2 separate regions of the Mus musculus genome follow, and region 2 is linked to region 1. A link is a loop called in an ENCODE intact Hi-C map of the cell type or tissue named here. Cell type or tissue: heart. All regions are shown on one strand. Each heading gives the region's core, and the rest is flanking DNA. Links, peaks and the distances in the headings are about the cores only.

The links. Peaks named below come from ENCODE experiments on the same cell type or tissue, not always from the same donor. Only the 100,000 strongest peaks of a DNase experiment are listed, where the experiment ranks them.
Region 2: it touches region 1 in a loop (7-fold over the local background); 2 of 42 quality-filtered maps call a loop at or near these places.

The regions. Positions count from the first base shown.
Region 1 is chr11:5,091,584-5,107,542 of GRCm38, forward strand. It overlaps Ewsr1 (Ewing sarcoma breakpoint region 1), which reads right to left and starts at 7,513. Exons shown (of 17, transcript NM_007968.4): 1 at 7,426-7,513; 2 at 2,286-2,322; 3 at 2,098-2,149; 4 at 276-399. The coding sequence starts at 7,438. Rhbdd3 (rhomboid domain containing 3) reads left to right here and starts at 7,690. Exons shown (of 9, transcript NM_177370.4): 1 at 7,690-7,983; 2 at 8,165-8,315; 3 at 8,814-9,004; 4 at 10,286-10,322; 5 at 11,578-11,766; 6 at 12,438-12,821; 7 at 13,602-13,764; 8 at 13,850-14,134; 9 at 14,217-14,517. The coding sequence starts at 11,619. The coding sequence ends at 14,394. It overlaps Emid1 (EMI domain containing 1), which reads right to left. Exons shown (of 15, transcript NM_080595.3): 15 at 14,682-15,386. The coding sequence ends at 15,259. In heart, for the core only: no CTCF peak of the experiment used is centred there; DNase peaks (open chromatin) are centred at 7,658, 7,788 and 8,518; H3K4me3 peaks cover 4,355 bases; H3K27ac peaks cover 3,437 bases.
Region 2 is chr11:4,085,577-4,101,535 of GRCm38, forward strand. It overlaps Mtfp1 (mitochondrial fission process 1), which reads right to left and starts at 9,855. Exons shown (of 4, transcript NM_026443.4): 1 at 9,640-9,855; 2 at 8,813-8,940; 3 at 8,225-8,457; 4 at 5,905-6,723. The coding sequence starts at 9,706. The coding sequence ends at 6,651. Sec14l2 (SEC14-like lipid binding 2) reads right to left here. Exons shown (of 12, transcript NM_144520.2): 12 at 11,463-12,859. The coding sequence ends at 12,729. It overlaps Gm51935 (a long non-coding RNA gene), which reads left to right. Exons shown (of 3, transcript XR_003949843.1): 1 at 1-165; 2 at 6,924-6,972; 3 at 9,078-9,166. In heart, for the core only: CTCF peaks have their summits at 8,982 (motif pointing right) and 12,765 (motif pointing left); DNase peaks (open chromatin) are centred at 9,755, 10,515, 11,155, 11,745 and 2 weaker places; H3K4me3 peaks cover 3,446 bases; H3K27ac peaks cover 3,817 bases.

The sequences.
Region 1 (15,959 bases), core at 2,886-10,885:
TTATCCCTAAGTACAATCTTCTACATTAGTTCTATCTTGTATATTACACACAGTGTATAAAAGTTTAGTTTTTTCCTCTTTTAGAACTTATTCTACCCACCTTCTATTGGATAGCACTTAAGGAAAATTAAGAGCAAAGACAAAAATACCCCCCAGAATAAAAGATCCCCAGATGTCAACATACAGACCAGAGTATATACCTAAAAGCATGAATAACAGGCCTTTCAGCAAATCCCCTTGACACTATCACCTAGTCTCTTGAAGGCTGGCCTTACCAGTGGGAGGCTGTCCGTAAGAAGTTGCATATGCAGTCTGCCCGTAGGTGGCAGTGGTCTGAGCCTGAGTATAGCTGACATCAGTAGGCTGTCCATAGGTTCCATAGCTTTGTTGCCCATATGCCTGCTCCAAAGAAATTCATGAAATAGCTTCATAAGAGAACCTTGTAGCTTAGCCAAATAATGACCTAACTTATTAGTTCATAAACTGGAGAAGCAAAGTACAAAATACTGCTTTCTGGTATAAAAAAGAAATTATAAAAACAAGGAAATTATCTTAAAAACTTAATTTTTATATAAGTTCTTTCATGTTTTAGTCAACCTAGAAACAAAAAAGTTCCTGAAACAATTAGGCAAAAATCTCAGTTAACCATGTAACTGACAGCACATAGGGATAATCCAAGATTCAGCCAGCACCTTGCTGATATAAAAATAAAAGCTATCAATTCTATTTCAAGAGAACAAATCAGAACAGTTCATGTTCTCTTATGTTTATCAGTATAGCAAGGTTATGGTTTTTAAACTCGGACATCAATACACTTAAAATCAGATAAGGAACAAGCTGTTCTTTCAGATATTTTAACATGCTCATATTGTAGATTTATTTGAAAGACCAATGAAAAGTAAAGTAAAGCCTTTGAGAAGCACGACTTCCTGCCTGTCCTAGGATGTTTCCACGACAGTTAATATCTACTTTTTAGCACAGATCATTCTAGAATTAGAGGTAATTCTTTTTCCTTTTCCCCTTGAGACTTACTGTGCAGTCCCAGCCTACACCTTGCTTTGTAAATCAGGGTGGCCCAAATTCAGAGATCCACCCGCCAATGCCCCTGTTGTTGGGATTCAAGGCGTGCATTACCACTAGGCCCAGCTGAGGTAATTAATTTTTGGTAATGTAGGCAAATACTTTCTAGATTCTAGAGTCTGTCATCCTTGGCTTTTGAGGAGGTGTTGGTGGCTGGAGCCAGTATATCGCATATTTACCAAAGAACTATATTCCCAACTCCTGGTCAATTTTCCCCCTTAAGTATTTCTGCAGTGCCAGCACACATTCTACCACCATATCCCAGCTCCAGGTTTTTAAGTTTTACTCAATCTGACTAGTGGAGGGGTGTACCTGTATCATGGTATATGTGTACAGGTCAGAGGACAAGACAATTTTTAGGAGCTAGGTCTCTCCCTTGACTCTATGTGGGACTTGGGGATCAAACTCAGGTTGTTAGGCTGGTGGCAAACTTTTCCAAAGAGCCATCTCTAGCCCCTACTCTGGGTTTTAAACATAGATTGATATACTGACAAGAGCCGAGGAACAGTTATTTTCAAAACTAACTCCACTAGTTAATGTGCAACCACTAGCAAGTTATACAGTAGCCATGCAGTAAAATTTTCTCATGTGCAACAATCCTAGTGATGGTCTTTAGAAATTATGATGATTAAATTAAGCATAATAAAATATGCACAAAGAACAAGACTGCAGTAAGATACTTACTTTGAGCCTAGGAATTTTAAAAAGTCTATTTCCAGCTTTAAAATGGTTTCATTACAACCCTCATTATGAAAGATTAAAACTTTTGAGTTTTAAAAGCTTAGATAATACTACCGCTATTTATTTGTATAAAAATTTAAAAAACGGATGGGCGTGGTGGTGCATGCCTTTAATCCCAGCACGCCGGAGGCAGAGAGGCAGCTAGTGGTTGCACAGAGTAAACCCTGTCTCAAAAAACAAAAAAATTAAAAAAAAAATCTCTTAGCTACTGTTTTAGTGGTCATCTGAAACATCTATACTGAAGATATAACTATTCATCCTTGTCTTTGGGATTACCTGGGTGGTCTGTGCATATCCTTGAGTTGGCTGGGCGGTGTAAGCACTGTAGCTGCAAAAAGAATTAAACACAAGAATTGACTATAAAACATTTAGACTGTGTTACTACATATCCTTTAAACTACAAAAGGCCTCATACGCTAAAACCTTAACCAAAGACAAATTATTGTTGCAGAAAGCTGACTTACCCCTGCTGGGCTGCAGCTTGACTATAGGTACTGTAATCTAGAAGAAATAAGAGAAATTATTAGCCTAGACAAGAAGGGGAAAGAGATAGATGGAATTCAAGCAGTAATAATAATTCTTAAATGTTATATAGAGTGGACCTATATGCAGACACATCCCAGTTAGCACATCTCATCTCTCAACACCAAACCAATTAAGTCAGTTAAACTAAACAAAGTCTGAATATGGTGCTAGGTAATGAAGTCAAGATCAGTTGAGTTGGCAGGGATACCTTGCCAGATACCCTACAACCATAAACCCATCTCAACTACCAACTATCAATTCAAAGACACTATCATTATCTTAGGTATAAACCAAGACCACAAAACGGCATCAACCTTACTGTCAGATTTAAAAAGAGGCACAGAAGTACTAAATTTTCTTTCTTTCTGCTTTTTACAGGCTTTCTCTGCCTAGTCCCAGCTGTAGACTATGGTGGCCTTGAGCTCATGGATCCAGTCTTTGCTGCCCACCCACCCCAGGGATTAAAAGTCACCAACACGCCTGGCATTTTTGTTTTGAGCAAGAGTCAGTAAAGGGATTAGAGGAGCAAGCTACTATGTCCAGCATCTGTCAGGCTATCCCTTAAGGTAAGACTAACCAGAATTCCCTAGAACAGTAATAAGTGAAATAGAATGACGGAAAATGGGGGCTGGAGAGATGGCTCAGCGGTGAAGAGCTCTGACTATTCTTCCAGAGGTCCTGAGTTCAGTTCCCAGCAACCACATGGTGGCTCACAACCATCTGTAATGGCATCTGATGCCCTCTTCTGGTATGTCTGAAGGCAGCTACAGTGTACAGTATATAAATAAATAAATAAATCTTAAAAAAAAAAAAAAAAAAAAAAGAGACAAAAAACAGGAGTCATTAAATCTAAAAAAGGGTCCTGCTGTCAAGAGCTGTTATCTTCATAATATCACAAAAAGATATAAACCCCAGTGAAGCCAAGCTAAAGGATGGGAGTAGGGCTGGTGGCTCAGCAGTTAAGAGCACTGACTGCTCTTCCAAAGGTCCTGAGTTCAAATCCCAGCAACCACATGGTGGTTCACAACCATCGGTAATGAGATCTGATGTCCTCTTCTGGCACACTTGAAGACAGCTACAGTGTACTTACATATAATAAATAAGTCTTTAAAAAAAACAAAAAACAAAAAACCCAACAAGGACAGGAGTATATAAGTGGTCGGTCTATGTGCTCATTCTCCTGACTATACCGGATGTGTGGATACCCTGGTTCCAACTTCAGCATAATGTACACAAAACTGACCAGGTTAATACAATTCCAAAAACTGTCAAAGAGAAAACAGCACTTAATAGGCCTACAGGAAAAATTGCTCTAGGTTCACAATTGCCATTTCTTAAAACCTAAAAATTATTTCAACATCAGCAACAACAAAAATCACAAATTTTCTTCTCTGTAACTAAGTCTACCTATAATTTTCCTTCTCATATGAAACCTATATTATATCAAAAGGAACCAGCCGTGTGAGGTGTCATACCCCTTTCATCCCTGCACTCAAGCAGAGCTCAGGTGGATCTCTATGAGTTTGAGGTCAGCCTAGTCTACATAGTGAGTTCCAGGACAGACAGGGCTATAAAAGACCCTGTCTCAAAAAAAAACAATAAAAAAGGAACTAGCCGGGCATGTTGGCGCATGCCTTTAATCTCAGCACTCGGGAGGCAGAGGCAGGCGGATTTCTGAGTTCAAGGCCAGCCTGGTCTACAAAGTGAGTTCCAGGACAGCCAGGGCTACACAGAGAAACCTTGTCTCGAAAAACCAAAAAAACAAACAAAAAAAGGAACTAAATCTGAACTATGGAGGTGTTGAGTAATGAAAATAAATGCCTATGTTTTCAAAACATCACGGAATTAAAGCTACCTACGTTTTGGGCATTTTTTTAATGCAGAGAATTAAAAAAAATACGCAATTATTTCCTCTCCACAAGAATACGTATCTTGTTTGGTGTTCAAAGACAGCACTGTCATTAAGACAGAACAAAAGGGTCCTTTCTTTTCCAATCAGAAAGTAGTCCCTCACCCAAATGTAACAGCTGACATCTTTCTTCATGGAAGGCTCTGGCATACGCCATGCAAAGTCTGCTTCACAATCCCCTAGCCAACAGTACTTTCCTGAACTCATTCTGCCCCCCCTTTGGCTTTTTCTGAGACGGGGTGCAGCCCTGGCTGTCCTGGAACTCACTCTGTAGATCGGGATGGCTTTGAAACACCCGCCTTTGCCCCACAAGTGTTGGGACTAAAGGCCTGCACCAACACCACCTGGCCTGAACTCACCTCTTAAAATCGACTCTTTCAACCTTTCTGCACCTCATGGGACTACTTTCCTTCTACACTTTTAAATTCAGAGCTCTGATTACCAATAGTATCAGTAAACTGTTCAAAAGATATCTACAATGAAGAAAATAATCCTCTAACAAAATTCTGAAGCATTTCCAATAAAGCTACATTTTCTGTGGTGGTGAAGTAGTGGTTCTGAGATAGGATCTAACTACTTAGCTGGCTGACCTTAATTAGTTATATAGACCAGGCTAGCCTCAAACTTGCTACAGACCCCGTATGGCTGTCTACAACTAGTGTTGAAATTATAGGTGTGTACCTCCATGCCTACTTGCTACCTTCCTTTGTCTACCTTTCTGCCGTTTATTTGTTTGTTTATTTATTTATTTATAGACAGGGTCTCACTATGTAGCTTTAGCTGGCCTCAAACGCTGCGCTCCCCAATCTAGGATTAGATGATGACTGGCTACTTGCCACATTCTTTATATGAAAAACAAACAACAAAGCAAATACTGCAACCTACATTTTGTTGAGGTTTCTGTGTAAAAACGACTTTTTGAGTCATTGGCATTAAGTTTGATGTTTACAAAGACTTACACAAGAGCAGTTATGTAAAATTGGCAATGCTGATACAGAACAGCCAACCACTTGAGACGAGGGTGCTGCCAAAGGATTTGGTAGGCTAAGGAAAAAGCGACCCCCCCCCCATGTTTATCTACCTACAAGCATGACACTGAAGCAATGGTCAGATAATTTAACAATTGAAAAAATAAGTCTTTAAATGCCCGGATACGTAAACACTTCACACACACACACACACACACACACACACACACACACAGAGCAGGCTGAGAGATTATGATGTAGGGGCATCCTAGAATGCTAATGTTTTACTTTTTGTTCTGGTAGTTATTTAGAGACTGTAATTCTGCTTTACTGGACACACTCTATAGTTACTGTTCTACAAGATACAGAGGAGGGAAACCATTACTCCCCTTAGGCAGTGGCTTGCTTCAGGGCAGCCATTAGCCAAGCTGAATAGGAAGGTTTAGGCTACATAATTCCTGTAGCTAGCAAGGGTAAGTTTGTTGGGACCAAAAAAAAAAGTTATTTTAAGAACTGAAAGGCTCAAGAAAAAAAATTTTTTTTCTAGGACAGGATTTCTCTGTGTAGCCCTGGCTGTCCTCAAACTCAGAGACCACCTACCTCTGCCTTCCCAGCACCGGTGCATCGCCACCGACCCTTTAAAAAAAGTCTAAAACTAAGTTTTTCAGGAAAGCCCTTAATAAAGTCCCCTCAGCAGGGCCAGGACTGTGGGTATAGCAGAGCACACTTTTCAACTTAAATTTGGTTCAGGGTGCTATCAACATTTTCTGATAACAAAGATGACTAAAAAGTGGCAATGATCTATCAAGCAGAAAAACTGCAATTGCCTTCTTGGGCTTTAGAGGTTAAGAGAAGGGTAAAAGGACCACCAAAGAAACCATTTTCCACTAGGATATATTGGACTGTAGTCGTATCTCAGTCTTCTCTTAGGGACACTTTGGGTAGCCTGGTACCAAAAGCAAGCTGTTTACTAACTACATCGTTTGCGTCGTCAAATTGTGATGCTGGAAGCTTTCCTAAGCCAAATGAAGAACCCAGAGCTTTTCCTGTCACCCCCACTTGTTTTCTCCTCCTGCCTCCAAGGCCACATCACCAGACCCTAGATTCCGCTAGAAGCAAAAACAAAAACAAACAAAAAACCCGCCACTGTGCCAGTTAACTGTATTCTAAACTGCAGGTGAGGGCTAGGCTACACTTATTCTCTCGGTAAGGACCACAACATAACCATCACATTCTAGAGTTCCCGCCCTGGACTTTCAAAATCCGCTATGGGTCTCTTCCCCTGGCCTCAATAGGGCCAAGAAATAAATCAGCCGGCTAGCTTAACGAGCAGGCCTACAGAAACGTGGCGTGCCGAGGCTTTTCTGCCTCTCCTGGATCAAAGCTGCTAGAAATCTCTTTCTGGAAAAGAGTCTCCTCTCCGGATCCAGACGGACCTTGTTATACAACCGATCCCCCGCGCCGGTTGCTGAGAAAAGGACACTGGGAAGCCACTGCTTTTTGGGTAGGGAAGGAGGTGGAGTTAACTCATGATTAAATCGAAGCCTCTTGAGTGGGGAGCACGAAGATTTAGGGGAACCAACTAGGTCCTCCGAGGGGGCAGCTTGGTCGGGCCGGGCCAGGCCTGGGGGATAATGGGGCTCCCCTCTTAAGCCGGCGCCCCTCAGCTTACACATTCGCGACGGCTTTTTGTTTGTTTTTCTGAGTCCCTACACAGTAAACACTTGCCCTGGGGCTAGCGATGGGAGGAGACGTTCCACGGGAAACCGGCCACGGCTTCTCGAGCCGCCATCAGACACCTCGCTTCACGCGCCTTCGGGGTGATGGGCTCCAGGCCCAGCCGCGGTCCCCTTCGGGCCCTCGGAGGCCCTAGGCCCGGCCCACGTGGCGAGAGACCCGGAGCACCCGGCCCCGACAACCACCACACAAAGGAGGCCTGGACGGGCTCTGCACGCCTCAGCTACCGCGAGGCCCTCGCGCGCAACGCGGCCGCCAAAAGGTTCCAGAACCAGCCCGCCTAGTGGGGGAGGGGAAGGGAACGCGGATCCCCCACCCCCACCCCCGAGCTCGTCGGGCCGCGGCGGGAACTCCAACCCCTTTCGGCGACTTCACTCAGTCATCCCTGCCACCCCCAGAGACGAGCGCCTCCCAGTCTGGGTGTCCCAGCTGTCGCCGGCGGGACCGCGATCCCACTCCGCTTACCCGTGGACGCCATTTTCTCGCCTTCCTCCTCGTTCTCTCAACGTCCGTCTCCTTCTCGCGTTCCCCCTAGGCGCCGCACTGCGCAGGCGCGAAACCCGCAACCTCGGACGCTACCATCGGGCCAGGCCTCGGGGGTGGCCGAAGAGGAGCGAACCGGAGCTCTTCGGCTCTTCGCTCCCGAAACCGTTGACCCGATCCTCTCCCAAAGAGCCGGACGTGACGAGTGGTCTAAAAAAAAAAGGCGCCTCGGGGGCCAGCGCGCCAGTGAGCGAGGGTTACCCACGAACCCGAGAGCTCCTTGGCGCGAGGCGCGGTGGCTCGGAATGGTTACGCCCGCTGGCTCTAGGGACCGTCTCTGAAGAGTCTGCCCTGGAGGGAGACGGAGGCTGGCGGGAGGGCTGGGGGAAGGGATCCCGGCCGGCCTGAAACAACTGCTGACTAATCGGCGGGCGGGATCACGCGCCTCTGTGTGCGTGCAGCGGGTTTCGGGCACCGAGGGCTCGGCCTGGAACCGGCGGCCGGACTTACCGGGCGGGCCCCCCTGCTCGGTTTTCTAGGGTGGGTGGGGGTGGGAGGACATGCTCCCCAGGCCCCTGGACGCGTGGCCTGAGCGGGCGGGGGAGGGGACCGAGGGCCGTCGGCTTGGGAGGGAGGCCGGGAATGCCGCGCCCGACCCCAGTAACGGTCGGGGTTGAGAAGCCCTGTGATCGTCCTTCAACCCATCCCCTTGTTTCAACAGAAAACCCAGAACCCACGAAATTGAGTTCTTTCCTTAAAGTTACAAAGCTGAATGCGACCCAGACCCCGGGCCTCCCCTCTCTGTACACCGCCCGGAAGCTTCGCCACACTGTCCTTGCCTTCCCACTCTGTCCTCCTGGCTTCCCTGCAAGGTAGGCAGGGTGTGATATGCATAGCTCTGAGGTCTCTGACAAGGGCTCCAGAAAGACACTGAGGCGGATTGTTGGCGATTGGTGGGGTTTTTGGTTTTGCTTTTCTGAGAGTTACTGACACAGTGGACAGACACAGACAAACATTAGCATGGCGGGCGAGGACTCGGAAGAAACCAGGGTCCATGTGGGAGAAGTAGGCGTGTCGCACCCTTCTGAGGATGGGCGTGGCTTCAATGCCGGAGCTTCTGGCCCGGGGCAGGCAGGGAAGGGAGCTGGGAGCCCGATGTGTAGCCCCCCAGTTCCCCATTTTATGTAAAATCACCTTCAGGTGAGAGATCCAGGCGTCCGAGTCTGTTAGTTCGCCACTCATAGTGTCTCACTAGAGGCCGGTCGGAATCTGAAGGGGAGAAAGGCGTGTATTGTGTTCTAGGAGGAGCAGCTGGATTCATTATTGGATTCTTACAAGTTACGTTTTATTAATTGAAGATATGGTTGCAGGAGTGTTACGGCTTGCCTATGATGTATGAGGCCCTAGTTTCCATTCCTATCGCCAAGAAAGAGAAGAGACTGGTCCAGAGGACTCGAGGCCCAGTTCCCTATGTCCATGGACCTGTCCCCTAGTGCCCAGGGATGGAATGGTTGTAAGAAGGTGCAAGAGGAAGCTTCATTTTAGGTGACCCTGCCTCCAGGTAAGGGTGAAATCTGCCTGCTTTTCTGAACTTCAACCCAGTACCAAAAATAAAGGGTGGAGTTCACCCCAGCAGGACCTGGGACTATGCTAATATGTCTTCCAATGAACACCAGCCTTGAGTCTGGAGACAAGCCATTTGAGTGGGGGGGGGGGGGAGCCAAACTTTGCTCATTAGGATAAAATTCACAATATGGGAAGGGAACATTGACAATTCAGAGTGAGTAGGAGATGGCCTATTGAGGGATGGAGGCAAGGCCAGGCAGAGGAGATTTTCATATTTGGCATCTGCAAGGGAAAGCCTTGACAAGGAAGCTAAGTCGAATCGCTTTCTGCCCTGAATCAGCTCAGTAGGAGACTCAGAGGACTGCCCAGGAATGGTGGGAGGGCCTGGAGGAAAGGCAGTGTGAGAGGAGAGTACAGGAGAGAAGCTATGCTCGGTGGGCAGGGAACGACCATGGGGTCAGAGTTTGTAGCAGCTGCTGCGCCTTTACTTGTAAGCTATGTGCCTCCCATGAGTCATCTCTCCAGGTGGTGCTTTGGGTTGGTTTGAGGAAGAGCTGGAGCCTGAACCAGGTGCAATGGTGCAGATTTGTGACCCAGCACTTAACACCTAGTCAGGACAATCTTCTATCCCAGGCTGTGGATAGGGTTACCTGATGAGATTTGTTTAAAGCAACACCAAAAAAAGCTTTAAAAAAGAGAAAGTTGTGGGCCTCCACTCTATCCTTTTTCTTACCATCTGTAAGGGAAATGTATCAGAATCCGCAGTTCACAGATTAGGACGCTTGCCCAGGGACGCACAGCAGAAAGCTGCAGCACACACTGGAGTATCCTTGGCAAAATGAGGCTAGGGTCAGGGTTGGGGAGGAAATAGTGCCACGGTTGTAATCACCTTGTAAAGCTTGGAATGCGGACTCTTGTAGCCCACTTTCAGCCTTACACTGCTTGTACCATTAGCTGTCCTCGCCCCTCACCCCCACCCCCTGTTCAAAGGGGCACCTGAGGCCATCAGGACTCCCTAAGGCTGGGAACACTGGAAAGGAGGCAGGAAGTGGGAAGCCTGAGCTGGCCTTGACTTAGCCGTTCCCAGGGGAATTACCCATCTTTTTGGCAGTGAATGGCCCCAGTTTAACTTGTCTGGTCCTGTATCTTCCACTAAGACTTAAGGCCCACCAGACTCGGTTTTGTTTTTGAAACTGGGTCTCATATCACCCAGGCTAGTTTTTTAACTCAACATGTAGCCAAGAACTCCTAACTTTTTCTTTTATTCTTTGTCCAGCACTGGGAAGCAAATCCAGGTGCCTGTGCATGGCTAGGTGAGTACGCTCCCACTGTCTGCATCTCTAATGACCTTGTACTCCAGTCCTCCATGTCTCCACTCCTGAGTGCTAGCTAGCATCACAGCTGTGCACGGCCGAGCTGGTCCCATCCCAGACACGTGGGCAGGTAGGATAGGAAGGTGGCTAATAAGAACAGGGGTTGGGACTTGAGCCCACTTCAGCCAACCTATTGGACCTGCCTCTGCAGGTTCAATTCCCCCTCTGTAAAATGGGGTCACTGGGGGGCTGGAGAGATGACTCAGCGGTTAAGAGCACTGACTGCTCTTCCAGAGGTCCTGAGTTCAATTCCCAGCAACCACTATTTTTTTCTTTCCAATTTCCATTTATTTTTGGCTCTGGGGCGATGTCATCTTTTCAATATGAAAAAAAAAAAAAAAAAGCAAGTAGAACACAAAATAGAAAGGTAGGAAATGACCAAACCAAGGGCAGGAGGAGAACGGGGCAGAGGTGGTGACCTCCCATCTGGGGAGTGTCTGAAAGACCCAGGTGGAAACATATTTTCCCAAGTGTGGAGTTTCAGCGGGAATTGGAGTGTTCAGAGGCCTTGCCACACCCCCAACTCCCATCTCTCAGAAAAAGGAGAACCAATATAGGGAAGACACTTCCAATGGCAGTTTTGGCTCAGGACAGCTGGAGGATATAAATGGAGATAATACTGTTAATACCTCTCCTGAGGCTGAGAGATAAAGCAGGAGAAAAACAAAACCAAACCCTGCTGACTGAAAGCCCGGGTGGATTCCTGCGTCTATATGGCCCTGACTGGAAAACCCCACCCTCTCTTCCTGGTGGCCTCTACCTAGTATCCCCTCTACCCGCTTTTCCCTGATCCACTCACTACTAATGCGCCGCCGGAAGAGGACATCAGATCTCATTACCGATGGTTGTGAGCCACCATGTGGTTGCTGGGATTTGAACTCAGGACCTTTGGAAGAGCAGTCAGTGCTCTTAACTGCTGAGCATCTCTGCAGCCCCAATATACTGGAATATTAACTGGACAGTTAAATTAAAAAAAAAAAATGGATACCAGTAGGAAGCACAGGTTAACAACCAGAATGCTCAAAAGCGTCTGTAATGGGATCTGATGCCCCCTTCTGGTGTGTCTGAAGACAGCTACGGTGTACTCACATACATAAAAGAAATCAAAAATAAACAAAAAATGGGGTCACTGGTAAAATAGAGAGGGTGTCAGATAAAAGCAAAAATAATTGCTACTGTTTTTGTTTATCCCTAGCCTACAGCCTCAGGACCACCTTTGACTACCATCAACCAAATATGCATGCCTGGGAGGCCCCTGGCTCACTGTCCCGGGCCCTGCCCCTTGCTTCCTCAGTCCTGATGCTGCTGCTGAGCTGTCTGTGGTTATTGGGGGCTGGCCCCAGCCTCAGATTGGCTCCAGAGCTGCTAATGGAACCCTGGCAGGGTAAGGACTGGCTCCATGGACCTTGAAGGAAGTTATAGGGCCTGAAACCAGTTAGTGGCATTAGTGTGAACCTTATGGTGGTTATACAAGGATAGGGCAGAGTGTCCCAGGGCAGGTTAGTGTTCTGACATGCCCAGCTCAAGAAAGAGGGCAGAAGATCCTGTAAAGGTGCAGAAGGTGAGATGGAAGGCATGGGTAGGAGTGCTGATCACATCCCTTTCTGACAGCTTTCCCTGGAAATAAGGACTGAGGGTTTCAGTCAAACACGGACTTCCTACAAACTTGCCTCCAGTTTACATTTTAAGAACCCAAATGTTCAGGGAGGTGTAGAGGTTTTTCTAAGGTCATACAGCTCTGTGGGAGTGGGTGGTTCTAGCAGGCAGTTTTTATTAGAAGTAGTGCTATTAACTAGATGTAGAAGAGAGTTGGTGACTGTGACAATCAGCTTCAGTGTGCCCAGGACATAGCGACACTCTGCAGTTGGTTGCTGTGCGTTGGCTCACAGTGATATAACTAGAGCGTAGCTGTGGGGTTGAGAATACTTTGGTGTCCTCTACCAGTGATTGGGTAGTGACATTTAACATCCTAGCTCCTGGGTAGGGGAGGCTGCCATACCAGGTGGCCCTAGTTAAGGGCAATCCACCCCTCTGACCTGACCTTCTTGTTCCCAGTGCACAGGCTGCTGACCCATGCTCTGGGCCACACTGCACTGCCAGGCCTGCTCCTGAGCCTGCTGCTTCTGCCCACTCTGGGCTGGTGGCAGGAGTGCCATCTGGGCACTGTGCGCTTCCTGCACAACTCCACTGTGCTTGCCCTGGCTACTGGGCTGCTGGCTGTGCTGCTGGCGGGCCTTGGGGTGTCCGGTGCGGCTGGAGGCTGTGGCTATATGCCTGTCCATCTAGCTATGCTGGCTGGACAGAGTCACCACCCTGGATGGCCTCAGAGGACACTGCCACCATGGCTGCTACCATGGCTGCTGCTGGCCCTGACCCTGCTGCTCAGCTCTGAGCCACCCTTCCTGCAGCTCCTTTGTGGCCTTCTCACTGGCCTAGCCTGTATCCTTTGCCTGAGCCCAGAGCCCACATGAACCTCACTGGGCCTCTTGGGTGCCTTGAAAAGAACTGGCACAAGGGAGTCATGTCTAAGCAATGCCAGGTCACCAAACACCTGTTCCTGACACATCTTCTTTTGAGCAATGCTCTGGGCTGGGGACAGGGCTCATGGCCAAGTGGAGGTAGGTGTCTTTTATCATCAAAGAACCCTATGAGATGCTTGGAGAGGAGAAGGGGCCTGAGAAGTCACTAACCTGGATCCTGTGTGAAGGTGGCATCAAAGCTAAGATGGGCAGGCTGGGTACAGGGCGTAACTGAGAGGAAGGCTCAGTGTGGGAGCAAGCCTGAGGCTCTCTGGGAACAGAGTGCCAACGTGGGCCCGTGGTACAGGTATCTTAAACATCAGCTTTACTCCCAAGATATGGGAAAAACAGCCACCGAAGAGAACAGGCTGACCCATCTAGACATTCAGGCTATATGTGAGTCACAGGATCATTTCAGAATGCAGACACCAGTCACGCCAGTCTGGCTGACAGGAGGAGGATCTGTCTTCAGGCACACAGGATCTGGGAAGAGGCTTATGAGGTGGATGAGGGAGAAGTTCTGCCCCTCTGGCTGACTGGTTTCAGGCAGCGCATTTTGTTCTTGGCTTGAGCTGTTGATGTAAAGGAGAATGTGGTCCTGAGGGAGGTAGCAAGGCGAGACACGGGAATGCCCACACATGGCCTTTATCCCACGTCATCCTGTTTCTCCTTGACCAGCCGCCCTGCCCTGGGCAGGTAGATGCTGCTGGGGCCTTCCAGTGGCTGGAGCTCTCAGAGCAGAGACTGCAGGTGTTACAGGAAGGTGTCCTTTGCAAGTCTCTGGCCCGATGCTGGCCGCTGAGGCTCTTTCCCACCCCGGGCAGTCTGGGTGAGCTGCCTGTCACTTATCCTGCTGGAGTGAGGTGAGGGTGGTGTTGGGCTCAGTGTTGGATGGTGGAAGTTGTGACAGTGGCTGGCAGTCCAGGCCATCCACCTCTGTCCCTACAGGCCTGCCACCCCTAGACCTCCTTACCTGGCTTCCTCAGACTCCTGGCCTCACAGTGATGGCTCTGCTCAGCTCCCACCACGCCTGGGGCCTGGACAGCTGACATGGAAGAACTCGGAGAGGGGCTTGGACTGGGCTGGGTCTAGCTTTGCTTCAGCAACGACGATGTGGGCAGCCCTAGACGAGCAGATGCTACAGGAAGGGATCCAGGCCTCCCTTCTTGATGTGTCAGTTCAGGGTTCCCAGAGCTCTCTGTGGTTGCCAAAGCCCTCTGTGTCTTCTCTAAGGTAAGGCAGGGTGGGCAGGGGTGCAGCCTCCTGCTATGGGAGCCATGCTGTCCTGACATTTCTTCCTTGTCCTACCTCACAGGCTGCAGCAGCTACAGCACATGGGATTCCCCACTGAGCAGGCTGCAGTGGCCTTGGCAGCTACAGGGCGTGTAGAGGGGGCAGTGTCACTGCTGGTGGAAGGGCTAGTGGACACTGAGGCCCTAGTGACTGAGGGAAGGAGTAGCCCTGCCCACTGCACAGGCACTGGGGCCTCATAGTCCTTTCCTTGTCTGCTGAGGGCTTGGTGCGGTCTTGACTGCATCCCTGGGGTAGGACTAGGCCCCAACATGTTTCCCTGGTACTTTGTAAGAATAAAAGCTGATTTGTTTTTCAACCTGGTCTCCTGAGTGTCAGTTGTCATGTCTGGCTCCTCTGTGTTGGCATCATGGAGGAAGGAGTGAGCAACAGTGAATGTGTGGCTGTTGAAGGAGGATCCTGCCCCCATATCCTTGGCTTGGGTGGCCCTTTCTGGCTGCCCTGGGCAGCACATAGAGACCAAGCGAAGTAGGGTCAAGCAGGGATGTTTATTGTCCTGTACATATTGACTCGTGGCATCTGCAGCAGACACTTGGAGTAGGCGTCCCTTGTACACATCCCATTCCCACAGAGGACATGGGAGCAGGGGCCTGGGGTAGAGCTGATATAAGAAGCACCGACCGTTCAGTTAGATTAAGCAGCCTGGACTCAGGTGGGAACTCAGCACCAGAAAACAAGGGGCACACAGGACTCCCCAAGGTTTTACAGGAGGGGAACTGAGACTTCCGCCCCAATCCTTGCATATCTGCAGGGCCAGGCGGTCCCAGGTCCTAACTTTAGGCAGCTGACGTGACTTGTACCTCCGTCCACCCCCCATTCAAAGCCTTTTCACCCCATTTCACAGAGGGAACCAACCAGGCCGGGTGCAAGTGAGGCCTGACTTTTTGAGGCCCAGTCCCTGTTTAGTCTGTCATGTTATAGGCTGCCATCACTGAGATCTGCCTACCCCTAAGACCAAGGGATCCCTGAGGGTATTAATAAATAGGACCTGGCAGTCCCGGAGGCAGCGGGTCAGGTCCAGGCTAGGGGAGGAAGCCTGCAGCCTCTCAGCTCCTCTCGCTGCGTCTCCTGGGGGTGATGATCGGGTAGTTGGTTGGGTGTCCTCCCCTCTTGCCTCGAAGGAGGCTGGGGGTACCTGTGCCATCAGGGCCTGCCCCGGATCCCAAGTCTGGTTCTGCCGGAGGGAATAAGGAGAGAGGCTATGTCAGGGGGACACTCACATGGGGAACCCACTCTTTGCCCTGGGAGGTAGCTGGGTATCCTGGCATCCTAGAGATGGAACTGTAGGAAATCTGGGTATCTAAAGGCTGGTTAGTACCTGCCCACAACCTCTTAGCCCCCAGCCCATGGAGATCACTGGGCTGCCTGGTGTCTGTTTGATTCATTGGGATGGGTAGACTCACCACATAACACTCCCTAGTTTTTTGTTGTTGCTTTTGTTTTTCGAGACAGGGTTTCCCTGTGCAACAGAACCCTGGCTATCCTGCGTTTGATTTGTGGACCAGGCAGGCTTTAATTTCACAGAGATCTGTCTGCCTCTGCTTCCCGAGTGTTGGGATCCATAGGACACCATGTCTGGCACAGATCAGTTTTTTGAGGCTTATTTGGGGTGGAGATGAATTCTGGATCATCCAAATGAATTAAGAAAACTTAGGAGAGAGATTTTCCTCTTTCATTAGGTTAAAGCATCATTTTGGAGGAAAGGGCTTAGTAGAGTCAGGCTTTGGCCCTGAGAAGCCTCAGCGGA
Region 2 (15,959 bases), core at 4,991-12,990, 1.0 Mb before region 1:
ACAAAGAGGCCCAGGCAGATTTCAGCCCAGAGAGTGTTGGAAGTGTTGAGCAATCCTCAAACCCAGAAAAGCCATTCCTAAGAACCGTCCTCTTCTATCAAGCGTTGATGCCATGACAGGTGGCCCTGAGATTGTCACCAGTTGTACCAATCTGGAGAAGCTGAGGTTAGTAGAATTCTAGAGACTCATTTGTTTGCTGTTTTGTTTTGTTTTTGTTTGAGATGGGATCTCATTATGTAGCCCTGGCTAGCCTAGACTGTGTAGACCAGGTTGGCCCTGAGCTCACAGAGATCCACCTGTCTCTGCCTCCCAAGTGTTCAGATAAAGGTATATACCACCATGCCTGGGTAACCAATTCTGTCTCATGACCCTTCCTCAAGCTGTCCCTTGATTTTCCTCTATTAGAGTGAGAAGCCATTACCCTTGGCTGACACAACCTCTCTCGCATGGTACAATGTTAAGGGTCGCTGGTGAATCTCAGGACAATCTATAGGGCCTCCAGGACTCCAAATGCTTCTAGCCCCTGAGCCATCTCCTCACCCCTATTGAGATTATGTATATCTGCCGTCAGCAGCCTCACTGTTGGTCTTCCTTTCTATGCAGCAGCTACCTGTAACAAGTTGCTGTCTATGTATTAAGTAGATAATTCCAGAGATAAGTAGTGTGTAAGTCTTGAATAGCTCTTATGTGATTGTGTATGTGATTGTCACCATTTTATTTTATTATTGCCACTGTAGTTGGTTGCAAAAGACTCTCCTGTAGCATGTAGTTTAAAAAAATAATCCACACTAATCCGGCTAGGCACTGGTGCTCTCCCCCACCCCCATGGTTCCTGCAGCCAGCTGCTGCCAAGCTACTCCTATCTTCCCAGGACATCCACCCCCTGTGGCTAGCTGGCAGAAAGCCAGCTACCACTAGTTCAGATTCCCCTAGGCCCATAAAATGATAACACCAGAGACTTGTAATATACCAACCAGGTTTATAAGAGTAAATCTCCAACCCCAAAATGCCCACACAAAGAACACAAAAGTCAATTGATATAAATACACACTGCACACCTAGATCAGGCAAATGTACCTACATCACTCTATTTCCCATCTATGAAACCCCCAGCTACTTGTGGCTTCTCCAGACCATGTGGGTCAGCTCCATCCCCTCCTTCTGGTTCCATTTCGTCTCTCTCATTCTGTCTCATCTGACCTCTTCCTCCTCTTTCCCTTCTCTAAAACTTTGAGCTCCACCCCCTCCTTCTACTGCCCAATCACAGGCTTTAGCTTTATCTGACCAATTAAGACTTCACCTACGTACAGGCACCCCTTTTGAGGGAGCAGAAATAACAGACAGCCACTAACAACATTCTCCTGAGAGCCAAACTGCCACCATCCTCATGAGTTCAACTGTGTCCACTCACAAAAGACAGTCACAGCTGGGCTTTGTTGACTTGACTGTTTTTCACAGGACAGTGTCCAGCCACTTCTCTCAGCTAGGTCTGTGCAGGCCTGTTCTAGTGGCACGAGGCCTCAGAGAACGGCTAGACATATCTAGGTCAGAAAGGACTAGGGAGATGGTTTCATCTCTATAGCCATGGGGAAGCCATCACCCATGCTGGGTGCAGGTCTTCCTGTGTGTGCTTTAGGGTCATTTGTGCCCCTGTTTGCAACTCCTCAGGCATGCTCTGTAAGCCTAATGAGATCACTGGCTTCCCAGGGAGAACTTCAGTGGAAATAAACTGGTTTGTTGCTGGGGAGATGTTGCCTAGTTCCCTGCAGGGGGTTGGCTTTTAGGACATAATTATTATAGTTAAATCCCTATTCCTGTGTGTGCCAGAAGAGACACAGTACAGAGAGTCTGCTGGCATCTGTGGTTTGAGGTGCTATTGAAAGGAATAGCTTCTGGCAGTCAGCTATAGCACATGATCTCCCCAGCTGTGTCCCAGGGCTTCACGTGGATGGTTTCAGAGATGACAGGATGGGTGTATTTTCGCCATGGAAATGAACAATAGAGTCTTCCTATCCTAAGGCAGCCAGTGGTTAAACACTGACTAGCAACATCCTGCTCTGGCTCCCCTGCTAACCCAGGAGGAGGATAGATGGCACGACTCACCTCTCCAGATCTAGATCCTAAGGATCAGAGAAGGCAAACGACCTAGCAGAGGCCTCACAGCAAAACAGCTACAAGTAAGGCACAGACATGCTCTGTCTTCCATCCATTTCCTTGGATTTTCATTTCCTTTTTAATAGACAAACAAAACTCCATTGTGTGCCACATTTCTATTCTTCACTTGTCTGTGGGTGAGCCGGCTCCGTTTCCCAGCTATGGTGAAGAGAGTGGCAAAGAAAATGGATGTGCAAGTATCTTTGCGTGAGGATAAAGGATTCTCTGGGTCTAAGCCCAGGAGTGCTGTGGCTGGGCCAGATAGCCATTCTCTTTTTAATTTTTTGAGGAGTCTTCATACTGACTTACATAGTGGCTGCCCTAGTTTGCATATCACTAGCAGCGGATAAGGGTCCCTCTTTCTCCATATCTTCTCCAAAATTTCCCAATCACTTCTTACAAGGCCTAGAATCCAGTTCAGACTCCCTGCCACCGCTCTTGAGAGCCCCCATCACTTGGACAATATGGCCGGTGGTGGTTTGAATACACTTGGTCCATAGGGAGTGGTACTGTTAGGAAGTGTGTCCTTGTTAGAGGAAGTGTGTCACTGTGGGGTGGGCTTTGGAGGTCTCCTCCTATGCTCAGACTCCACCCATTGTGGAACAGTCAGTCTTCTGGTTACCTTTGAACCAAGATGTAGAACTCTCAGCTCCTTCGCCAGCACCATGTCTGCTTGCATGTTGCCATGCTTCCTGCTATGATGATAATGGACTAAGCCTCTAAAACTGTAAGCCAACCCCATTTATAAGAGTTGTATTGGTCATGGATCTCTTCACAGCAATAAAACTCTAACTAAGGTACCAGGGACTAGGGTATTGCTGTGACAGGCCTGACCATGCTTTTGTCTGGAGGAATGTGGATTTGGAAACTTTGGATTTGGGAAGCAGTGGAATGCTCTAAGAGGGGCTTCATGGATCATCCTAGTGGGAATATGAAGGATGTTGGTGCTGAGGGGGATTCGAACCGTAGGAGCCTGACTCTAGAGGTTTCAGAGAAGAGGAATTTAGTATGTTGCCTGGAGATCATTCTTATGATATTTTGGTGAAGAATGTGGCTGCTTTTTGCCCTTATCTGAAGAGTCTGTCTGAGACTAAGGTGAAGAGATTCAGATTAATTGCATTGACAAAGGAAGTCTCAAAAAAGTCCAGCATAGATTTTTATCCTCTGGTTTACTCTCGATAAGAGCAATTTAAACAAGTATAGCAAGGTTAGAAAGAAAAAAATACAAAATGTATCATTCAAAGAGTAAAGGGGTCCCAGGAAGTGGAGTGGAGCTAAACCAAGGATATTAAATGGGCTTGGGACATGATCCCACCCAACTAAACTTATTCTTTGTGTTTGCAATTAGACAAGAGATAGTTATAACATGTTAGACATTATTATTATCAGGTTATTGTTTTCATTTAGACCTTTAATCTGGAATGAACTACAATCCAGAAATGAAGGACACACCTGGGATCCATATCTTGAGGCTGGAAGACATAGGCTTTTGATCCAGATATTTTTGTTTTTATTTTTGTTTAGTTTAGTTTTGTTTTGTTTTTCAAGACAGGGTTTCTCTGTATAGCCCTGGCTGTCCTGGAACTCACTTTGTAGACCAGGCTGGCCTCGAACTCAGAAATCTGCCTGCCTCTGCCTCCCAAGTGCTGGGATTAAAGGTGTGCGCCACCACCGCCCAGCAATCCAGATCTTGACAGGGGATGATGCAAGCTTTTGATCTGAATCTCGAGGCATAGTGGCTATGAGAAGCTTAGGTCCAGGCATGGTGGTACATGTCTTTAATCCCAGGAGACAAATACAAGCAGATCTCTGAGTTCAGAACCAGCCTGCTACAGAGAAAGTTCCAAGTAAAGAAAAGCTTAAGTCCATCCAGGCACGGCAGATCAAGCCTTTAATCCCAGCACTCAGGAGATAGGCATGCAGATCTCTGAGTTTAAAGTCAGTCTACAGAGCAAGTTCCAGGATAGCCAAGCTTAGTTAGAGAATAAATTCACTGAAAACAGAAAGCTGGTAATAATGTAATAGAACAAGGAGGGCATGTTGCAACCCCAGCATGCAGCAGAACTCCACAGCTCCAGCCACATGGCATTAGATTTAGAGTAAAGAATAGAAGGGGTTACTAGGGCAATTGATGCTTGTTATCTGGAACTTAGAAATTAGTTGGGATGAAGAAGAGACCAGTACCACTGAGGTGAAATATTCTGGGAAGTGTTTTCTGAGAGCACAAAGAAGCTGTGTTCCAAAGATAGCCAAGGTCATACCTTTTGCTGCAGCTGAACTTGGTAATGTGTTAAGAGTCACTGGTTTTGAAGGCAAGAAAGTGTCATGGATAGTAGCTGAGGCTTGGCACCATGAGAGGCCAGGGAAGGCCATTGGTGAGGGTGCAGCCTCCTTTGCAGTTGATGGCCCAGGATTGAAGGGGTCATGCAAAGAAGTTGAGGCTTGGCATCATGAAGAGCCTATGAGAGGCCATTGGTGACATCTAGTCAAAATGATGCCAGCATTTTGGAGATGCCAGTACTATGAGATGATCACCAAGAACAGCAGCAGCAGTGGAGTGGAATCAAGCAGAGCCTAGAGTGCTACAGAAGGCAGAGCTGGAGAAGTGACCCAAGTCCTTTGGAGCTCAGATCATGTGTGGATCCCAGACACTGAAACAAGAAGCTGTAAAGTTGAAGTTGCCTTGGAGACCCTAAAATGTTAGAGATGCCAGAGCCATGGGACACCTGTCAAGAAAAGCTGCTAACAGGGAGTGGAACCAGCCCAAGAAAAAGAAGTGTATTGCGATCATCAAAGCTGAAAGGAGTTGGACATCAGACATGGAGATGCAGACCTTGGAGTCTGTCTAGCTGGGTTTTTATCTTGGTTTGGTCCAGTATTTCCCCACTGTGACATAATGTGTATTCTGTACCATGATATGTTGGAAGTATGTGATCTTCTTTTTTATTTTGATTTTCTAGATTAGAGTTAAGTAAGTGATTACATGAGTCTTGGAAGAGACTTTGAACTTTGGACTTTAAAACAATGTTGAGACTGTGACAGACTATGGGACTTTTGAAGTTGGACTAAAAATATGTTGCATTATGCTATGGCAAGGTATGGCCCCCATAGGCTCATGTGTTTGAGCAAGTCTTTGGAGACCAGGAAGTGGAATGTGGTGGTTTGAATACACTTGGCCCATAGAGAGTGGTACTGTTAGGAGGTGTGTCCTTGTAGGAGGAAGTGTGTCACTGTGGGGATGGGCTTTGGAGGTTTCCTCCTATGCTCAGACTCCACCCATTGTGGAACAGTCAGTCTTCTGGCTACCTTTAGGTCAAGATGTAGAACTCTCAGCTCCTTCTCCAGCACCATGTCTACCTGCATGCTATTATGCTTCCTGCTATGAAAATGGACTAAATTTTTGAAACTGTAAGCCAGTCTGAATGTTTGCCTTTATAAGAGTTGCCTTGGTCATGGTGTCTGTTCAAAGCGATGAAACTCTAAGTCACCACCCCACCCACAACACAAACACCTCCCACTTCTCTCCACCTAGACCTTCATTTCTGACTCCTTTTTTCCCTTTTTCTTTTCCTTGGATCTGATATTGCTCTTGAACAGGCTTGAACACATCCCTCCCTTGTTCTCCCCATAGCCCTTCCTGCAGAGCCAGGAGACCAGCCCACTTCTCCCTCAGTTTACCTGTTCCAGAGGAAGCACTGTGCTGTGGTCGCAACCCTGCTTATCCCCAGGAAGAGGAAATGAAAAGGAGATGCCATTTTTGAAAGTTTTATTAGGTTAGCACTTGGGTTGTGATTGTCCTGCCTCTCACCAGGCCCAGCAGCTCCTGCAACAGGAACAGGCTGGCCAGAGACTCTGCCCTGAGTGTCCCAAATACTGTACCTCTGTATCTTTCCCTAAGTCGCTCAGCCACACTACCACAAAGTGACTTAGAATAGCCAGAAGACTGGCTCTCACTTGTCACATGATCTCAGTATTCCCTGCCCTCTCTGGGCCTTAGTATTCTTCTCTTCCATGGGAGGAACTAACTTTTCCATCAGAAGGTGGGCCCGGGGCTAAGAGGAACTTTAGTGAACAGAGCACTTGCTGCTCTTGCAGAAGAACCAGATTCAGTTCTCAGCACCCGCATGGGGGTTCACAAGCATCCCTAACTCCAGTCCCAGAGGGGTCTAATCACCTCTTTTAACCTCTAAGGGTTCTGCACATACATACAGACATGCAAGTAAAACACTTATACACATAAAATAAATACTTTTAAAAAAAGATTTCAAAAGACAGGCCCAGCCAGAGTTCGTTCCCACTCAGCACAACCGTGGCCACTGAGGCAGACAGAATTGGGTCCCACCTCAGAACTCACTGCCACTACTCCTCGGGGCCTTCATCTCTAAGCTCCCATCAATGTGAACCCACCCAGATGGCAGTGCCATGGACCCCAAACAGCCACGTATCCACATTCTTTGATGTGAGTGGGCCGACCCCAGGCAAGGCACAGGGCAGGGTCAGGGGGTGCTGGGCTTCTCCACTGACGGGTACAGCTTGCGCAGGCTAGAGTCCAGGAGGAAGTCCACTGACCTACAGAGAGAGAAGGCCTGGTGAGCAGGTAGCCAAGGATGAGGAGATGCAGGAAACACAAGGGCTAGGGGAAAGACTCTCGATGCATGGTACCAACAGCAACCATGTCAAGATACATTCGATTATTCTCTTCCCTTAAGGAAGTCATGCTTACACCCCTCCCCCCAAGGATAACAGCCATATTCCTTTTTTTTCTACAGCTGGAGAAATTGAGGCACAGTGGGTAAAGGACTCACCATGAGGTTCAGGGTAAGCTATGCTCCCCTCCAGCCTACCCCTGCCACCACTGAGGTGCTCCCACCCCCTCTCTTTCTCTCTCTTAGATTTTTTAAAAAATAATTTCTGTAGCTGAGCAGTGGTGGCACACACCTTTAATCCCAGCACTTGGAAAGCAGAGGCAGGTGGCAGGTGAATCTCTGAGTTTGAGGCCAGCCTGGTCTACAGAGTGAGTTCTAGGACAGCAGGGCTACACAGAGAATCCTATCTCAAAAGAACAAAACAGGGGCTGGAGAGATGGCTCAGTGGTTAAGAGCACTGACTGCTCTTCCAAAGTTCCTGAGTTCAAATCCCAGCAACCACATGGTGGCTCACAACCATCTATAATGAAATCTGACGCCCTCTTCTGGAGTGTCTGAAGACAGCTACAGTGTACTTACATATAATAATAAATAAATCTTTTTTTTTTAATTCTGTATTTTTTATGTATATGCATGTTGTGCCTGCATAAACACCTGCATGCAAGAAGAGAGCATCAGACCCCATTACAGATGGTTGTAAGCCGTGGTGTCTTTTCTGAGAATTGAACTCGGGATTTCTGGAAGAGCAGACAGTGCTGTATCCACTGAGCGTTCCCTCCAGTCTGGTCCTACCTCTAGTGCTAAAAGCAAGCACACAACACAGGGTTGGCTACTCAGAAGGACAACTGCTCATACATGGGCCCCTCATCTGAGGGAGCCAATGAGAATCTTCCTTGGCATCTTGGCTATCACTACGGAGAAGTTTTAATGGGGTGTAAGATGTTGTAAGGGACAGGACACCATGAGTCACTGGGACATGGCAGGAGAGTGAAACCCACAAGGACGGGACGGGGAGAGATGCTGAAGGATGGATGAAGGTTGGGAAGATGAAGGATGCTGTGTGGCAGTAGCGCTCAGATGCTTGGATCCAGCCGTGCGGAAAACATCCTAAGACTTTTATTTTGTATTTACCTTGCAAACTAAGTTTGACTCATGCCGATATCAGCTCCCTTCAATCCAGCACTCCTGGCTAACTCTGGCTATTTTGCAGCACTGGTCTTTATTTCTGTGAATTTACTTGACCTTTGTCCAGTACCCATAAGGCACTCTGCTTCCTTTTCTGCCGCTCTGCCGCTCTAGCTGATAAGAGCACAGATGGCCTCTCTACTTCAACCCTGCCTCTGCTGCCCCGGTTTTGTGCCCACAGTTCACAGCCTAACTCTACCTGCAGAGTGACTGGTCCCTGAGACCAGAAAGGCCCCTACCTGTCGATGGGGTGGATTATGACGGGGATGGCCAGCAGTCCAAGTGTGGTGGTGGTCCATTTGCGGACAGTCGGGGGCCAGTGGGTCATAGTACCCAAGACATAGAGAGAGGCAGCACACAGACGGTTGATGGTGAAGCCTGGGATAGCCACAGAGGCCAGAGACTGCCACACAAAGGTGTCGACCACAGCCAGGGCCATTCTGGTGTTGCGGCCTGCTTCAGGGCTTGGCACCTGAAAGGTACAAAGACATTTAGCCCAGCTGGGGCAGAGGTAGGAAACCTATAGACAGAAGCATGCCGGTGGACCAAGGAGGAAGAACATGCGGAGGTAGTAGGGTAGAAGGCAGCTGGGTGGAGGACTGGGCTGTACTACATTCAGGGTTGGGGGTGATTTGCCCACATCCAGGAGAGGTACCAACTGTCACCTCCTACCCAAATGGTTTGGTCGGGTGGGGATGAACAATCCTACAAACAAGATTAGCTTATGGACTGCACTATGAGACGCTAACGGGGATAGGGCTGTCCCCACTGCAAGACTGCATACCACCCACACTAGGATGGGTTGGAAAGGGTTAATTAACACTCACCTCTCCTGCCTTCTTGCCTTTGTCTATGGCATCGGCCAGGACATAGGAGCTGGACACACCATAGCTCAACCACACCACAGCTGCAGGAACCAGCGAGCGGAAAGCCTCCCCCACCTCATTGGCGTAGCCTGGAGGGAAAAGGCATTTAACTCTCTGGCCCTTTCCACAAGGGGGCGCTACACAGAAAGCTGCTTCTAACCCTAACCTCTTAAACTACAGTGCGGCAGGTGACCTCAGTCAAGTAACTTTACCTTTTGGTTTCTAGGCCCGCGGACTGACACCGACAATGAAGTTCATGGCTCACTGATCAAAGTCCCCAGCCGTGGTTCTGGGGATCTGCACCAGGGAGGCGACCGGAGGCCACCGAATCACTGAGGGTGGGCTCCACTGACCAGTATCAAGTGCCAGGTCTTTTAAGGCCTTACCTCAGCCCGCTCTTACAGTCAGCACCCGACAGGAGTGCCTCGCATTCAGCCCTTTTTACAGAAGAGAAAACTGAAGCTTAGGAAGAGCCTGGGAAAGGCAGACTTGCTAGGAGTCCAGATCCTCTGACGCCATGGCTAGTGCACGGTCATGGCAGAGGGCAACCCACACACTCGGTTTGTGCCTCCAGAAGAGCCCCGTGGACAGATCTGAACCAACAGGGTTGTGTGACCTTGGACAAGTCCCTAGCCTTCTCCTGAGCCCTGTCTCCAGGCCAAGCCGAATAAGAACTAAGCCCCTTTTCAGACTCCAGATCGGCAACCCGGTCCATTGCTTCCCCCCCCCCCCCGCCCCCAGCCCCTCCGGAGTGGTGGGGTCGCTGCGTCTGTCACTCCCACGCTCACCCAGGTAGCGCACCCACGTGTCCCGGTAGAGGTCGCGCTCGGCGCCCTGCCGCTGCTGCTCCGACATGACTTCCCCGGCAAGGTTGGAGTCGCTGCAGATTAGAGTCTCACCACAACTGTGTCTCCACTAGCACTTGGCTAACACCAGGCAAGAACCCGCCAGTAGTCCGAGGCTGAAGGACGGGTCCCGCTATCGCTAACGCCACTGCAGGGAGTGTCTGAAAATTGCCTTATACAACATCCAAGCCCCTCTCCTAGGCTTGGGTTTTGCAGACAGATGGTCTTGTTTTCTCTGAGCAGTTAATGCAAAACTCTCCCAGACATGACTAGTTTTTGGAGTTAAATAGGTCAGAGTTCCAATCGGAGAATGGAATCTTCTTAGGTGTGCGGCTTCTAGGAAAGGTGTATTTCTCTGAGCCGCGGTTCGTGTGTAAATGGGAGGCGTGCCAACATTCACTGCCTTAGACAGTCGCAAGGACTAATTAATTATAACAGTCATCATGTGTCCAGTAGACTCAAGTTTGCTTCCTTAAGCTCTGGCACTAGCGTAGGGTCCTACTTTACAGTAGGGAAATAGAGACACAAAGAGGACAGCCACTCTCCTGACTCATGCAACTGTTAAAATGGAAAAGGGAGCTAGGGAGTTATTACAAGGGGCAAAAGCACTCTGAATCCTCTGGGATTTCAGAGGGGCAATGCTATGGCCCCTAGAGACAAATCCTACTTGGGCCGCCTAGTAGATGTAAGCCACTTACACACACACACACACACACACCGCCCCTCCCCCCACTCCCCACCCCGGTCCCAACGACCACGTCTGTAAAGCAAAATGGGTGAGAATGGAGAGATGGCTCAGTGGTTAAGAGCGCTTACAGCTCTTCCAGAGGGCCGGAGTTCCAGTCCCAGCATCTACACGGGTGTCTCACAGCCATCTGTAACTCCATCTCGGGGGAATCTGACACTTCTGGTTTCCACAGGCAGCACCCACCTCCCCCAAACACACACACCTATACATTCACACATGAGACACACAGATAAATTCAAATAAATATGGCCTTAAATCTCTTATAAGCCAGGCATGGTGTTGCATGCTTTCATCTCAGAATGTAGGAGGCAGAAACAGGTAGTATTATGTGCGTTCGAGACCAGCCCTGTCTACACAGGGAGTTTCAGGCCTGGTTGGAGGCTACACAGTACAAAAAATATCCAGCTAGGTAAGAACAGGGTCTTATCTAGCTTTGCACAGTTCTTTTAGCTTTTTTAGATCCGAAAGGTGTATACCGACTCCCTTCGGAAGCCAGTGTTTTCAGCCCGTGTCTTCTTGAAACTTGTGGGTCACCGGGGACTGAGCCCGGCGCGGGTGGGAAGGTAGAGTGCTGGAGCGGAATTAGGAGACGGTCCCTAAAGCCACGTGACGCTAACCCTCGGCCTCCCTCCCATTTAGTACCCGCTGCGCCGGTCACCGCGGGAGAACCGCCCAACCCGTCTGGAACCACCGAATGGGGCGGGGCCTCCGCCCTCACCGTGAAGGCTCTCGGGAGCATCCGAATGCCTTGAACAAAGATGGCGGACGACGCTCACCGGCTGAACCAATCGGAAGGCAACTTGTTAGGACTTCGGAGAACGTTGTCGCGAGAGGAGAGGAAAGGGACGTTACTGTCTCTCTGTGCGTGCCTGTGTCCGAGTGTCGTGAGAGTAGAGGGGAAAGGAACAGAACATGTGTGTGTGTGTGTGTAATTTTAGCCTGCTACTTGGCATCTGAAAATTTGGGGTCTAATGTAAGAGACCGCTAGGAAGCCGGCGATGGGCAATGAATTCTGCTCTTTGCTTTGAAAATTGATCACTTTATTCATTGGTTAATGTACCTAACAGCATTGTAAACCAAGGCCAGGCTGTGCCCCTGAGATGTGTGACTAGATCCTGGGTAGCCTCGGCCCTCTCTGCTTGCCATCCCTGCACCTGCCCAGAGCTCCCTCCGCTTCCTGAGACGAGGCTGGGCCAACGCCTCGTTCAGAGGAAAAGGCAGACCCCGCAAGGGCCTGGGGCATCCTTCCTGAATTCTGGGCAGCCTGTAACCTGGCTCTCAAGTTGTGTGGGGTCAAGAGCTTTTTATTGCAAGGTCACCTGTGCCTGGCCCCCCTCTTTACCCTGGCTCAAATGTTTGCCCAGCTATGGCTACCTTCCCGGGAAACCGCCCACCCTGGCTACCTGCATCCCCAGGCAAGAGGAAGCCACTGCTGCTATTACACGCCTCCACAGAGAAGGGCCCACCAAGCCCTTGCTCCTGTCAGGAGACTGGTTCTCAGGCACTGTGGGAGACTGGACTGGGAAGTGCACTCAGTGCTGTCTCAGCCCCAATTGTCATCTTTGTGTAGGGCTGCTCAAGCGGAGGGTTACTTAGTGAGAGGCTTGGGGCCCACCCACCGCCTCCTTGGTCCTTTCCTATCTATGATCCCTGAAATTAATTACCCTTGTGCTTGTGGAGGGTTTAAACAGGCAGCCAGTGGAACCCAGGAGTTAATGAGGTTCTGGGGGGGGGGGCTGTTAGCCTTCCTTCCAGTGCTGACTTGGGTTACTCCTGAGATTGGGGGGGGGGGGGGACGAGAGACTCAAGGCTTATGACAAAAAGTTTCAAAGAGCTTTGGATACCCATCACATCTAGTGGCCTGCTACCTTGCAACCATCATTACAATCATGGAGGTTTGGTCCATGTTCATTTAGGAGCAAGTTTCTCCCCAGCAGCTGGCTTCCCTGAGTATGACATCCAATCGCTTCACTTCTTTCTAAGTTCTTCCCTGCCACCATCCTGTGTACCCTTCCCTCCCTGTCTCAGCTGTTCCTGGGCAGGTGAAGTTGGCAAAGTCTACAGGGTAGACATCATTACAGCCGGTCCCTGGAGACCCCTTAGTATTCTGACGACGAGGACCCATCTAGCTATTTATCCTCATTCTGATTCTGAACAGGAGCTCCGTCCAGTCTGAAGTCTTCCCTCCAGCCCAGTTTCTTTGGGCTAATTGGTTGCAGGAAAATGACTAAAGAAACTGACAGGAAGACATTGGGGGGGCCAGGCCTGCTGCAGGGGCGAGGTGTTATTTGGGGGTGTCTGCCCCCTGCTGGTTCATCTTCTCTTCGGCTGCTTTGTCTGGAAGCAGGACCTCCACGGTGAAACTGACTTTCTTGGCATGGATGAAGCTGTAGGTGTTGTCGAACCGCAGAACATCTGAGGAAGCAGAAAACCAAGCATTCAGGCAGTTCCCCCCAGAGGTAGAGGGTGGTGAAGGGACTGGTTTGTACTGACTGAGCAAGGTGGTGTGGTAGGAGATGGAGGCGAAAGTGGTGTAACAGCCCTTGGTCCCCTGGAACTCAGTCTGGATGAGTGTGTTCAGAAAGTGAAAACTGGTGTGAAAATGCAGAACAGGCCAAGTGAGACGCGGGACAGAGACTCACATCTGTAACAGCTTGGAAGGAAAAGGTCTCCAAGGCCAAAGTCATGGCTTTGTTACACAGGCAGAATAATGTTGGCAGCCTCAGTGCTTGTGAGGATACAGTCTATGTGTGAAACCATGGGTTTGTAGTCTATATGTGTGATCCCGTTCTTCCTCACAACTCTGAAGTCAGCAACAGTCCGACTTTAGCTCAGCTCCAAGGGTTCTAGGGCACACGGTGAGCCACAGTGGGGTTGGGCTTCCTTCTGGTTTGCATTCCTGACTGTAGTACTGTCTCGTTTGGACCCTGGGAACCCCAGCCCGTTCTGCTTCCCTGCAGACTGTATGAATCAGCTGCTTACCCTCTGGGAAGATTGACGGGACCAGGATGCTCGCTGCACGCCTGCCCATAATGACAAAAGGATGGGCTGGTCACAGAAGGAAAATTGCCCAAGGGATTTGTGCTGTAATCCATATAGGGAAACACTTTTCTGACATAAAAAGAAAGAGCTTTAGCTGGGCATGGTGGTACCCCTGTAATCCCAACACAGGAAGGTAAGGGTCAGAAGTTCAAGGGCAGCCTGTACTATATATACACTGTTTGAGTCCAGACTGGCCATATAGACAAAGGACAGGGTGTTGGGAGGAATGTCTAAGATACATGCAGAGGCTATGATAAGTGTAGAACAATTTGTAACATTTTTGTTAATTTCTGTGTAAAACCAAAACGTTTTGGCCTTTTTGTTTGTCTACACTCAGAGATCTCTGATCCTAGCACCCAGGAGTAACTCCACAGCCCTTTTGAAGGGAAGGTTTTCTCACATCCTGTGGTGAATGTGTCTGAGCAAGCACTTGCCAGGCTTGTTATGGAAATGTGTCTCTGAAGGGACAGACACCCTTTGGTAGGCTGGCAGGTGAGAAGGCTGTTAGCTGTGCTTTCCTCTGGGAAGAGGGTGGACTCAGTTGGCAGAGACAGCTTCTAAGCCCTGGCAGTTGAACAGGCTTGCTTTCATTCTCAGCCTGTCTCTTTGCAAGCTTGTTCCATTTCACTCAAATGCCCCTTCAAGACAGCTAAACACAGAACAAAAGCAGCAGGGCCTCCCTTCTGGGCCGCTTTCTGGCTTTCTTGACGTCTTCCCCTCTTCTCACCCCTGGATAGATTGCATGAGGCGGGTAGTTAGCACAGCACCTACAGACTCCTAGTCCCTCGTCTCTGCAAGGGGCCCTGCAGATGCCCTACTCTTTCCTCTTGGTTCTGATGACAGCCTTGGCAACCCAAGTTCACTGTACTGTGATCTCCTTAGACCAGCACTGAGATGCAAGGGCCTTACAGCAGGCACAGAGGAAGGGGCTGTCACTGCCACTCCAGCATCCGAATGTCTCAGTGTGACACTAGTCATGTACTCACAGGCTCATGGAGACCCAAGGGAAAGATGCTGTTCCTTAGGGACGCAGAACAAAAGGTATCCTCTTGCCCTCCCATGTTTGTAGTGGAAAATGTCTAAATTACAGGTCTAGAGCCAGAGGTTTGGGTTAGAGCTCTTGCCTAGCATGCAGGGAGCTCTGGGTTGAGTTCCTGCTGCTTCATAATTACTCTATTCACATTGGCTTCCTTTTGTTTTCCTTATATTCCAGATAGAGTATTGATTTTAAAGCTGTATGTAGGGGGCTGGGGAGATGGCTTAGCGGTTAAGAGCACTGACTGTTCTTCCGAAGGTCCTGAGTTCAAATCCCAGCAACCACATGGTGGCTCACAACCATCTGTAATGAGATCTGGCGCCCTCTTCTGGAGTGTCTGAAGACAGCTACAGTGTACTTAAAGCATACAATAAATAAATCTTTAAATTAAAAAAAAGTTGTATGTAGGTGTGTTACATTATCTCTGAGTTTCATTTCAGAATAGTAATGGGGACAGTAGACACTGTAGGAAGGAAATGTTGGTTCTTGGATTCAGAACTACTTCTCTGGGGTTACCTGGCCCTCAGAAGCACGGCCCTCCCACCTAATCCATGGTCTCTACAACCTTGCCTCCAAATGACACCCGGTCCTACCTCTCCTCCCATGCTGCCTTTCCATCTGGGAAGGGGAACTTTATGCTGTGGCCTGACTCTGCTCCTCCATCAAATAAGCAGACCCCAGGCAGGTAAGCGATCTTGCAGGGAACAGATCCAAGGAGGAGGAAAGTCAGCAAATAAGCAGACCCCAGGCAGGTAAGCGATCTTGCAGGGAACAGATCCAAGGAGGAGGAAAGTCAGCAAATAAGCAGACCCCAGGCAGGTAAGCGATCTTGCAGGGAACAGATCCAAGGAGGAGGAAAGTCAGCAAATAAGCAGACCCCAGGCAGGTAAGCGATCTTGCAGGGAACAGATCCAAGGAGGAGGAAAGTCAGCAAATAAGCAGACCCCAGGCAGGTAAGCAATCTTGCAGGGAACAGATCCAAGGAGGAGGAAAGTCAGCAAATAAGCAGACCCCAGGCAGGTAAGCAATCTTGCAGGGAACAGATCCAAGGAGGAGTAAAGTCAGCAAATAAGCAGACCCCAGGCAGGTAAGCGATCTTGCAGGGAACAGATCCAAGGAGGAGTAAAGTAAATTGAGGATTTGCAGTTCCATCCTGGTTGTATTGAAAGCTGTTTATCCTTCAGATACGAGAGAGAAGCAACTGAGTTGGAGCCCTCCAGCCCCTCCATGGCCTTTGGGGAAGCACTTCCTTGATCTGAGACTCTTATCACATCAAGGATAAATGTCTTGTTTCTTGGACGGTCTGTGGCTAGGAGCCTCTAGTATCCTCTCTTAGTGTCTACACTAGTAACATAATGTGTAAGAGAGCATCTCTTGTCTATCTCTACCATAGCTTCTTCATCTCTTAAAAATTTATTTTAATTTATGAGTGTCTGT